Linked DNA regions of Homo sapiens: region 1 is linked to region 2. A link is a contact called in ENCODE Hi-C or POLR2A ChIA-PET data. All regions are on one chromosome and are shown on one strand. Each heading gives the region's core, a stretch centred on a gene start or an enhancer-like site at or near the end of the contact. The rest is flanking DNA. Distances are from core to core; before and after follow the strand shown.

Evidence for each region. Hi-C counts contacts between places; a loop is a spot of excess contacts on that map. ChIA-PET counts read pairs that join two places held with the same protein, here RNA polymerase II (POLR2A). Pooled maps may share reads with other maps.
Region 1: a loop to region 2 is called in a map with no recorded cell type, with 5 times the contacts of the local background. The contact joins two enhancer-like sites. A Hi-C loop is called at or near these places in 1 of 37 single-sample maps with no recorded cell type and 2 of 50 pooled maps. POLR2A ChIA-PET finds 5 or more read pairs at or near these places in 3 of 52 experiments (A549, H1 and MCF 10A).

What each region holds. Positions count from the first base shown.
Region 1 is chr12:124,905,676-124,910,971 of GRCh38, reverse strand. No RefSeq gene overlaps it. Among named protein-coding and RNA genes, the nearest start is that of UBC, 6.3 kb to the left of the region's middle. RefSeq lists a silencer at 1,215-1,509. Within about 2 kb of position 4,036, at least 7 of the 41 ENCODE cell types and tissues checked have a DNase peak (open chromatin) inside an H3K27ac peak, as active enhancers do.
Region 2 is chr12:124,679,943-124,685,978 of GRCh38, reverse strand. No RefSeq gene overlaps it. Among named protein-coding and RNA genes, the nearest start is that of NCOR2, 120 kb to the right of the region's middle. RefSeq lists enhancers at 84-626, 627-1,171, 4,298-4,367, 4,558-4,627. Within about 2 kb of position 4,123, at least 22 of the 41 ENCODE cell types and tissues checked have a DNase peak (open chromatin) inside an H3K27ac peak, as active enhancers do.

The sequences.
Region 1 (5,296 bases), core at 2,787-5,286, 230 kb before region 2:
TATTCGTTGAAACAATTGCGTTCTTGAAACAATTCTTGCTGGTAAAATGTCACATTTTATGTGACTACAGGTGGAGGATTGGCACATAACCTAACCAGTGGGGGAAACAATTGACCTCTGGATTTGTCCAAGTGTATAGTAGCATTTGCCCAATCGAATGGTCCTGGTAAGGTGTTAATGTTGACTAGAACCAAAGGTGGAAGTTGCAGGGAAACTGGTTTAGTACAAGGGTGGACACCAGGCAGTCATCCAGAGGCCCATTAAAGGCCTTGGAATGTTTTTCCGAAGGAGAATCACTCCCTCTTCTCTCGCTTAAAGTTTTAGGGGATTCATGAACAGCTGCTGTGGGATAGTTTCATGTCCCTAGCAATTGTAAAGCAACTGAGGGTGGCTTAAACCAGTTTTAGCTTTAGGGTTAGGGTTACTGGACTAAAATTTGAGAAATTCATAAATCTTAAGGAAATCCATTGTGAGTTTTCATTATGAGTGCATCCAATGTATAATTTCCATGACCCTCCCATGCAAGTGAGCATGTGAATCAGGAAACGTTACAAGAACCCAACAAACTCAACCACTACTAGACAGGCGATCACTTCCAGTTAGTATGCAACTTTCTGTGTAATTTTAGTTACCATTAAAATCTGGATGACCTTAGTGTAAGGAAAAAATACCTTGAATAGTGTTAAAGATGTACACTTGGTGTCAGGCATTGTAACATTGATAAATCTGTGTAAGGTGCTTTTTGAAAACTTCAAAGCTGCATCAAGTCAAGTACAAGAAAGGCCATGGCTGCTAAAGCTGTTGAAGATGTGGGATGGAACTGGGTCACATTGGTGTTAACAGCGTTGTGCAGAGCCGGCAGGATCTTGGTGTGAGCGAACATTAGTCTATTTAATAAAGCTGTGTGAATGTTGTAGAGGTGAGGATGCTCACTTGAAAACTCACTGAAGAACACTTGGCCCCTTGAACTAAAGTGCTTCTATCAAGTTCAGTGAGAAATTCCGAATTACAAGCATAGGTACTAGAAAAGTTTTGAAAAGCAGTATAGAGCAACATAAGCACATTCATAAAATTAGTGATGTAGAAAGTGAAATTTCCACGTATGGTCACTCCCAGAGAAAAAAAATACGTTTATTTACCTTTTTTAAAAATAGGGGATTTCAGGCCGGGTGCGGTGGCTCACGCCTGTAATCCCAGCACTTTGGGAGGCCCAGGTGGGCGGATCACCTGAGGTCAGGAGTTGGAGGGATGGCAAATCCCATCTCTACAAAATATACAAAAAAATAGCTGGGTGTGTTGGCAGGCGCCTGTAATCCCAGCTACTCGGAAGGCTGAGGCAGGAGAATCGCTGGAACCCGGGATGTGGAGGTTGCAGTGAGCCGAGATTGTGTAACTGCATTCCAGCCTGGGCAACAAGAGCAAGACTCCGTCTCAGGAAAAAAAAAAGGGGGGGTTGGATTTCGCTTGTTGCCTAGGTTGGTCTCAAACTCCTGGCCTCAAGTGATTCTCCTGCCTCTGCCTCCCAAAGTGCTGAGATTACAGGTGTGAGGCACCATGCCAGGTCTCTTACTGTTTGTAATTAAATACATACACATTTTGTGTGTTTGTGTGCAGGTTTATAAAGTCAAAGGTGATAGTAACCCATTTAAGTTCCTACTCAATTTTACTTTCCAGGGATAACTAACTACTTTTTCTTTTTGAGATGGAGTCTCGCTGTGTCGCCCAGGCTGGAGTGCAGTGGCGCGATCTCGGCTCACTGCAAGCTCCGCCTCCCTGGTTCACGCTATTCTCCTGCCTCAGCCTCCCCAACAACTGGGACTACAGGCGCACGTCGCCATACCTGGCTAATTTTTTGTATTTTTAGTAGAGACAGGGTTTCACTGTGTTAGCCAGGATGGTCTCGATCTCCTGACCTTGTGATCCGCCTGCCTCTGCCTCCCAAAGTGCTGGGATTACAGGCATGAGCAACCGCGCCCAGCTGGGATAACTACTTTTTACAGGTTGATATTCTTTTGGACTTTTCCCCTGTGTAAAAATATACTATATTTGTTATGTACATATTATGTACATACAGACACAAATTGGACCATTCTCAGTATAATGATTCTCAGGTTTTTTTTTTTTTTTTGAGGTGGGGAACTAGATAATTATGGACATCTTTCCATACTAGCATATCTAGATCTACCTCATTCTTTTTAATATTTTTGCTAGTATTCCATTGTATGAATGTCCTATGATTTACTTAACCTGTCCATCAATATTTGTTTCCAGGTTTTTGCTATTATAATGCTGCTGCAAAGTACATCCTCACACATCTTTATTTTGTCTATTCATATTTCTGTAAGATAGGTTACTAAAGTTGGAACTGCCAAATTAACACTATCATACTATTTTGTTTTTTAATTTTAATTTTTTAAAAAATGTAAAATGTGCAATTTCAAGAGGAGAAACTTGAACACAAGGAGCAAAATCTATTTTTATAACATCCTATTAAAAGCTTGCTTTACATAAAGATTTTGAAAGAATAGCATAAATACAAGATTTCTATTTTAATTGGATTCTTAGGGCTAATAAAATAATCAGCCTTAGCACTTATTTATTTATTTTTTTTGAGACGGAGTCTCGCTCTGTTGTCCATGCTGGAGTGCAGTGGCGTGATCTCGGCTCACTGCAAGCTCCACCTCCCGGGTTCACACCATTCTCCTGCCTCAGTCTCCCGAGTAGCTGGGACTCCAGGCGCCCGCTACAAAGCCCGTCTAATTTTTTTTGTATTTTTAGTAGAGACAGGGTTTCACTGTGTTAGCCAGGATGGTCTTGATCTCCTGACCTTGTGATCTGCCCGCCTCGGCCTCCCAAAGTGCTGGGATTATAGGCTTGAGCCACTGCGCCCGGCCAGCACTTATTTTTATAATTCTTCATGATTACTGTGTTACTGTCCCATGATATTTCTCAATTTTTAAATTTTTCAAAAAAATTAATCCTTAATGTGCATATTTTTGAATTGTTAATATAACTTTTTGAGGTGATGTCTTCATGTGTTTCAACTACTTAAAAACTTTTAAACAGTATATAATAAAAAATCTTCCAGGCCACTCACACCTGTAATCCCAGCACTTTGGGAGGCTGAGGTGGGCAGATCACCTGAGGGCAGGAGTTCGAGACCAGCCTGGCCAATATATATATATTCATATATTCATATATATATATATATTCATATATTCATATATATATATTCATATATTCATATATATATATATATATATATATAGCAAAACCTCATCTCTAATAAAATACAAAAATTAGCTGAGCGTGGTGATGCATGCCTGTAGTCCCAGCTACTCGGGAGGCTGAGGCAGGAGAATCTCTTGAACCTGGGAGGTGGAGGTTGCAGTGAGCTGAGATGGTGCCACTGCCCTCCAGCCTGAGTGACAGAGCGAGACTCGGTCTCCAAAAAAAAACAACAAAAAAATCTTCCATCCTTGTCTCCCATCCACCCCTTCCCCCCAGCATGTACTTGCAGACTTTATGCATATACAGTGAGTACTGTATATACACAAATAATAAAAAAATCATATATATAATATATGTAATTCCCCTTTACATGAAAGGTAGCACACTGGTCTGTACAGTCTGTCTGCACTGTGCTATTTCACTTTATATTTTTATAGTTTGACAGAGTTCTAACATTTCTTTTTTTTTTTTTTTAACAGAGTCTTGTTCCTGATTGTTAAATTTTAAAGCATCCCAAAGTTTGGTTTCACACTTGAATGAATACCATGTAAGGATTCACTTACATAGATGTGGTTGCCTGAATCTTAAGAATAAAATAACATTGTTTGTATTTATTTAAATTAGTGTTCCTTTTATGGTTTGCCTGAAAGCACAACAAAATCCTCACCAAGATATTACAATTATGACTCCCATACAGGTATACTGTTTAGAGATTGGCAAGCACCTTTTAATTAAAGGAGTCAGCCAGCTTAGTGTGCAGTATTTATTTCTGCCGGAAGAGGGAGCTTCAGGGACAGACTTTGGTTTAGTCATGAAGCCTGCAGCACTCCCAAGCGGTTGTGGTTGACCAAGCAATTTATGCTTTTACCTTTCTACTTCCAGAGGCTTGTTTACTTATCAGTAAGCATTAATTTAGTGTCCCCTCAGATGCCTTTTACTTTCTTCTTTTCTGCCTAGAATAAGCTGCTCTTCCAATTTTGCAGCTACATGTTTCCACCCCAGTTGGAATTTCTCCATAACATCCATTGTAGCTATCCTTCAATCTACAGCCTCTATTTCCTGTTATAGCTGGTCAGGTCTAATCCCTCAAAATACTCTGTCCCCTGCTTCCCTTATCTGCTGGCCACCTTTTTCCCCCACATACACACTGCCATGTCCCACCCTTCACTCAAGTTGTTCCCTGCCACCTCAACAAATTTAAGTCCATAAAATAGAGTAAGTGTTCCTGACTGTTAAATTTTAAAGCATCCCAAAGTCTGATTTCACACTCGAATGAATACTATGTACGGATTCATTTACATAGATGCGGTTGCATGAGTCTTAACAAAAAAATAACATTATTTGTATTTATTCAAAGTACTGTCAAGATATAATGTCAAGATCTAATTCAAAGGTTCCACAAAGCCTTCCTTGACTGCCCCCAACGAAGATTATCCATTTTCCCTGAAATCCCATTGACTTTTCTATTTTGTAAGGAGGCTCGTGAGACTCTGTCTAAAAACAAAACAAAACAAAAAGAAACAATCAAACGGCTTGCTTCTGTTCTTTGATCTGCTAGTAAGCAAAAATTACACATGGTGACAGGAGCTATGTGAGGCTGTCAGGTTGAATGGGAGGAGTTTGGGATCCTGCTTGTGGATGGTTGGAAGAGGCTTTCGGGAAAGACAGTATTTATGTGAGACCTGGAAGATGGGCCTTAGCTTTGCAGAAGGTGGAGAGGCAGGAAATAGCACGGGGGCCCTGGGGCTGGAAGACTTGGGCATATTTGAGGAACAGAAAGGAGACCAGCATAACTGAGGTGGGAAAAGCATGTGAAGAGATGGGGCTGGAGGAGGCCGGGAGTGGTGGCTCACGCCTGTAATCCCAGCACTTTGGGAGGCCAAGGCAGGCGGATCATGAGCTCAGGAGATTGAGACCATCCTGGCTAACACGGTGAAACCCCGTCTCTACTAAAAATACAAAAAAAAAAAAAAAAAAAATTAGCTGGGCGTGGTGGCGGGCGCCTGTAGTCCCAGCTACCTGGGAGGCTGAGGCAGGAGAATGGCGTGAACCTGGAAGGCGGAGC
Region 2 (6,036 bases), core at 2,874-5,373:
AGGATCTCGTCCAGCCCACAGGAAGCACTAGATAAGCGTTAGCTGCTGTCATTCCCCTCCCTGTTCTCTCAGTCCCCATCAGGGCTGAAGACTGACCCTGGTCCAATTGTCCTGATTTGCATGTGGCTCACTGTGGATTCACGTATGCACCCAGAGTATACCCAGGAGCACCATGGCGCCCTGGCAAACTCCACAAGACAAGCTGTCACGCTCCAGGATCACCTGGCAAATTTTCTCATGAATAAAACCGGGAGCTAAAAATGTCTCACGTTTTTCTCCACCTACAAACCCGTCAGTCTCCCCCTGCTCTACGGAGGGCACAAGGATGCACAGAATGTTCCTTAAAAGAATGGAAAAGGCATTCTGGAATCCAGGGCTAATACAATTACTCTAAAAGCATTTCTCCCCTGTTCGAAGTTAACTCGCTCCTGATGATGATAAACTCTGCCGTGCCTGGCCCTCCAGCGCGAGGTGGGGTGATGATTCTCCTAAGGAATATTTTTTCTGCCTCCCACCGGGGTCCTGGTGTTCTCTGCGCTCTGTGGCAGCCAGCATGCCAGCAGCATAAGTTTGGGGATTGCAGAAGGCGAGCGCTGGGAGGCATTTCAAAGCTGCCCGAATGCTGTCCTGGAGAAGGAAGCGGCTAGGCTGCTGTCTGCTGACCTCCTGGGTGCCTCTTCAGAGCTTTCCAAAACAAGGGCTAAAGGGAAAAGACAACACGCCCTTCACCAGGAACCCCAGGAAGATGCAGGAGTGTTTTGGCTCATTTAAGCTGGATAAGACCCAAATCCTGGAGGCTGTTCTGCAGATTTTGACACTCGGAACAATATTCTGGTTTTCACTGGGTGAGTCACTCTTGGGAGACAGAGCCGTGTTGTTAGCAGTTTCATTTTGACTTTGTGAAAACTCATGCCCTCCTTACTCCCTTTATGCCAGCCCCCAAAAAGCATCCACTGCCTGAAGTGGAGAGAGGTCTGGCTTCTCTTCGTCTGCTCGGGGGAGACTCTGAGTAGGACTTGCTTTGGAGACTGGAGCAAACTGTGGTGTGCAGAGGGTTGCTTTGTGAATTACCTGGCACCGTTGTTCAGGGAATGAGCCACAGTGCTTTGAAGGTTGGATACTCTGGAGTTCTTGGATATGCAGATGGCCAACAAAAGAAGTGCTTTATCTTCATGGCCTCGTTGGAGCTGGGAACATTCTGGACCTCAGTGCTGGAGCCTGCTTTCACTTCCTCTACTACCACAGTCTCAGACTTGGCCTGACAGGGCACTTCAGACCTTCTCCTGACCAACCAGTCCAGGTCCGACTGGTTTTCCCAAAAGTGCTCACTGCATCGCATAGAGACTGTAGTGCACATTAAAATGAATTACGTCCGGAGAATACAAGATGATCAGATATGAACCGTTTTGACTCCAACAATTATAATGGCTCTGTGCTGTGTGTCAGGGGCTATGAAACAGGCGTTAAAAAGAATGAGGTGACTGGCTGGGCACGGTGGATCACGCCTGTAATCCCAGCACTGTGGAAGGCTAGGGCGGATCACTTGAGGTCAAAAGTTCGAGACCAGCCTGGCCAACATGGGGAAACCCTGTCTCTACCAAAAATACAAAAATTAGCCAGGCATGGTGGCGTGTGCCTGTAGTCCCAGCTACTCAGGAGGCTGAGGCAGGAGAATCACTTGAACCTGGGAGACAGAGGTTGCAGTGAGCTGAGATCCTGTCATTGCACTCCAGCCTAGGTGACAGAGCAAGACTCCATCTCAAAAAAAAAAAAAATGAGGTGACTTATGTGTGTCCAGCATGAATTGATGTCTCAGACATGTTAAATGAAAAAAGCAAGTCACAGAACGATACACAGAAAATGGTACAAAATAGAAACAACAACACAAAAATTTAAAAATGAAATCAAGAACTCTTCTACAAAGAGGTGGGATATGGCATAGTAGTCCTGCGACCACTCTGCTCAAAGCCACAGTGGATTGACCTCCCTCCAACATGTGCTGGCTGCTGGCCCTGTCCCTCTCCGAGTCTCAGTTTCCCTGTCTGTGGAATGGGGATGATAAAAGTAAAAGCCTCAGAGGGTTGCTGTGGGCCCCACAAAGTTTGGGAAGTACGGGCGCCCAGCCTCGTTGACTGTGCTTATCATCTGTGCAATGGGGACAGCCTCAGGGGGCAAGGATCTCTCTCCAAAAGACATTTTGGAATTTCTCACAGCCAGTGCATGTGGATTACATGAGTACATTTTTAATAAGGAAAAAAAAAAGAAAGTTAAGGATGCTATTTCTGAAGGGAAAATATGCAGGAAGTTTTTAAGACCCTGACTCCTCACACACCCCCTCAGGGGCCGGCTTGCAGTTTAGAAGTGAGCACACGTGGGTAGCTCAGCTCTGCGGAGGAGGCTGTGGTCAGAGGCAGCTGCCTGGCGGAGGCTGGAAGGGCCCCTGGACATTTATCAAGGCCAGGATGGGGAGACATGCTGCTCCCGACCCCAGAGGCCCCACTCATGTTACCTGGCGGCTTTGAGACAGAAGTTCCTCAGCAAAGCAGGCTCCTTCCTGCCTGGCATTATGAGCAGAGATTAAGCACTCTGTTGACACACAAAGAAACAGCCCCATCTGTAAAATTCCGCAGCAGGGCGAGGCTTGTCAGGCCTTTAATACAGGGGCCTGGAGGCTCCTGAGTGTTTACTAAGAGCTCAGCCTGATGGGGATGGAGGAGAGGACTCTCTCAGTTCAGTAGCATGTTTTTACTGCGCACCTACTGTGTGCCCGGCACCATTCTAGACACTCAGGACGTGGCAGGTAGATAAATAAATGAACATGAGGATTGGAGGCAGTTGTGAGTTCTACGCAGTTGTTAAAATTGTTTGATTTGATAGAAAGTGAGGAGGTGAGGGGGTGGGGCTTACCTCTGAAGAGGTAACATCATCTGTACAGAAATCGAAATCGAGTTAGAGAACCAGCCATGGGCTTGTGTGTGGGGAGGAGCCTTCCAGCAGAGGGCACAGCAGGTGCAAATGCCCTGGGGCCGTAGTGGGCTTGGCATGGAGCTGGAAACTAGAGGTTTAGGAGGAAAACGGTGGGAACAAGGTTGGTAAGGAGGGTGGGCTAGATCACGCTGGGCCTTGTCAGTCGCTGTAGGGAATCTGGATTTCCGGCATTTACTTCCTCGTACACCGAGCACGTGAGTTTTAAGCACCAGTTATGTGCAAAGCAAGGAAGTTTGCTCAGGGTGCACTTGCTGGGCATTTATTAATTTCACTGAGAAGACGGTGCTTCTGTTCATGCGGCCAGTGCAGGAGCTGGGCCCACCTGTCACTTGGCCACAGCTGGGGAGCACAGGCCCGGAGCAGGGTTTGGAGATGAGAAGTGGGCTGAGCCCCAGTGCTGGGCTCAGGGTACCGAATGTTAGAAGGCAAGCCCTCTCAGGGTGCCAGTGCAGAGGGGCACCTGGGATGCCTGACATGCCTCACCCAGTGCCAGACCTGCTGAGGGCACTCACGGTTCAACCCGGGAGGCCCAGGAGCAGCTCAGGCCTGGTGGGAGATGAGGGGTAGAGATGACCTCCCTGAGCCAGCCTGAGGCCAGCTATGTTCATGAAGCTTCCAGCGTGCTGTTTCCCAGGAGGGCAGCTCTGGGAGCCTGAGAAGGCAGGGAAGCTGGAGCTGCCCCTCCCCCAGCCCTGTCCTTCCCAAAAGCACAAGCACGTATGTCGCAGTTCACCCATGTGTGGTGTGTGTTGGGACTACTCACAGGTCACAGGTGGGGTTGTGTTTCCCGAAAACACATGTCCGGGTCCTAACCCCTGGCAGCTGTGGATGTGACTTTATTTGGAAATAGGATCTTTGCAGATGTGATCAAGCTGAGATGAGGTCATCAGGGTGGACTCGCGTCCAAGATGACTGAAGCCCTCACAGGAAAAGGGGAGATACGCACAAACAACGTGGAGGCAGAGGAAAGGCTGGAGTGACCGATCTGCAAAGCCAGGAAGGCCAAGGGTCGCAAGAGCCACCAGGAGCTGGAAGAGGCAGGGAAGAATCCTGCCCCAGGGGCTTTGGAGGGAGCAGGGCCCTGCTGGCACCTGGATTGCAGGCTTCTGGCCTCCAGACCTGTGGTTTTAAGCCACCCGCTTCGTGGTACCTTGTTACAACAGCCTGAGAAGCAAACGCGCTGCATTTAGTGGGTGACGTTCCCTGGGGGTCTGGTTAGGATGCAGGTTCTGATTTCATAGGTCTGGGGTGGGACCCAAGACCTGGCTCCCATGCCCGGCGGATGCTGCTGGCCTGGGGGCTACGCTTTGAGTAGCAAAGCTTTGAAGGACGACTGGCAGCGGCCAGGCCAGCCCCCACCCCCACTTCTATGGGGCTCACAGACTGTCATAGTGTTCATTCATCCCTCAGGGGAAATGACTCAATCCGGGTCAGGGGTAGATCCCGGTTAGTCTAGCCAGGGGTCAGCAAACTCTTTCTCTGTAAAGGGTTGAGTCACTCTTCTAGGCTTCTTGGGCGTCTCTGCGGTAACTCCTCAGTTCTGCTTTTGTCACACAAAAGCAACCACAGACGATATTAAAAAAAAGGGTGTGCAGCTTGGGAGGCTGAGGCAGGAGGATCGCTTGAGCCCAGGAGTTCAAGACCAGCCTTGGTAACATAGCAAGATCCTCATCTCTACAAAAAAATTAAAAATTAGCTGGGCATGGTTGTTTGTGCCTGTAATCCCAGCCACTCAGGACGCTGAGGCAGGAGAATCGCTTGAACATACGAGGCAGAGGTTGCAGTGAGCCAAGATCACGCCACTGCCCTCCAGCCTGGCAAAAGAGCGAGACTCAATCTCAAAAAAAAAAAAAAAAAAAAAAAGGATGTGGCTGGGCACCAATCAATCTTTATTTACAAAAACAAACAGGCTTGGGGCCCGTGAACCACCGTTTGCTGACCCTGGGCTAAGCGTCATGGCCACCCCATCCCCCTTCCTAGATATTCACGTGGCCTAACCCTAGCCACTGTGGCGTGGAGGGGACTGTGCTGGGGGATTTACAGGGAATGCTTACCTGCTCTTACCTATTTATTTATTTTTTTCTAAGATAGGGTCTCCCCAGTAGCTGGGACTACAGGTATGTGGCACCATTCCTGGCTAATTTTTGTATCGCTTTTGGTAGAGAGGGGTTTCGCCATGTTGCCCAGATTGATCTTGAACTTCTGGGTTCAAGCGATCCATCCTTCTTGGCCTCCCAAAGTGCTGGGATTACAGGTCTGAGCCACCATGCCCAGCCTACCTGCTTTTAAAAAAGAGAGAACCAGGCAGGGTGCGGGGGCTCACGCCTGTAATCCCAGCACTTTGGGAGGTTGAGCTGAGCGCATTGCCTGAGGTCAGAAGTTCGAGTCCAGTCTGGGCAACATGGTGAAACCCCCCCCTCTACTAAAAATATAAAAATTAGCTGGGCGTGGTGGTGCACACCTGTAATCCCAGCTACTCAGGAGGCTGAGGCAGGAGAAGGCAGGGAGGCTGAGGAGGTGGAGGTTGCCGTGAGCCGAGATTGAGCCACTGCCCTCCAGCCTGGGCGACAGAGCAAGACTCTGTCTCAAAAACAAAACAAAACAAAACAAAACAGACAAACAAACAAAAAACAAAAAGGGGGGAAGAGATGGCTGCCTTATCTTTGACTGCACTCTGTCTTGTTGGGATGTGATGACCAGATCTGCTGCAGCCATCTTGAGGCCATGAAGGGAGTCCCAACACTGAGGGGTGGCAGAAGAGAGAGGAGGAAGCGCCTGGTGCAGATGCCACCAATGAGCTGCTGAGTCACCCAGCCCTGCAGCTCCTTTGCTCCGGGACCTCCTCTCATGGGGAGAATCCATGTTCATCATGAAAGCAGTTGGAATTGGGATTTTTCTCTAACTTGCTACCCCAGGCATCCTGAATGCTACAACCTGCTCCGGGTGCCCCAGGCCCTGGAGCCGCTCATGGCCTCCTGTGCAAGTCAGCACCCTCTCCTCCGGGCCCTGCACGCAGCCACCACGCCGCAAGGGCAGTGAAAAGCTGAC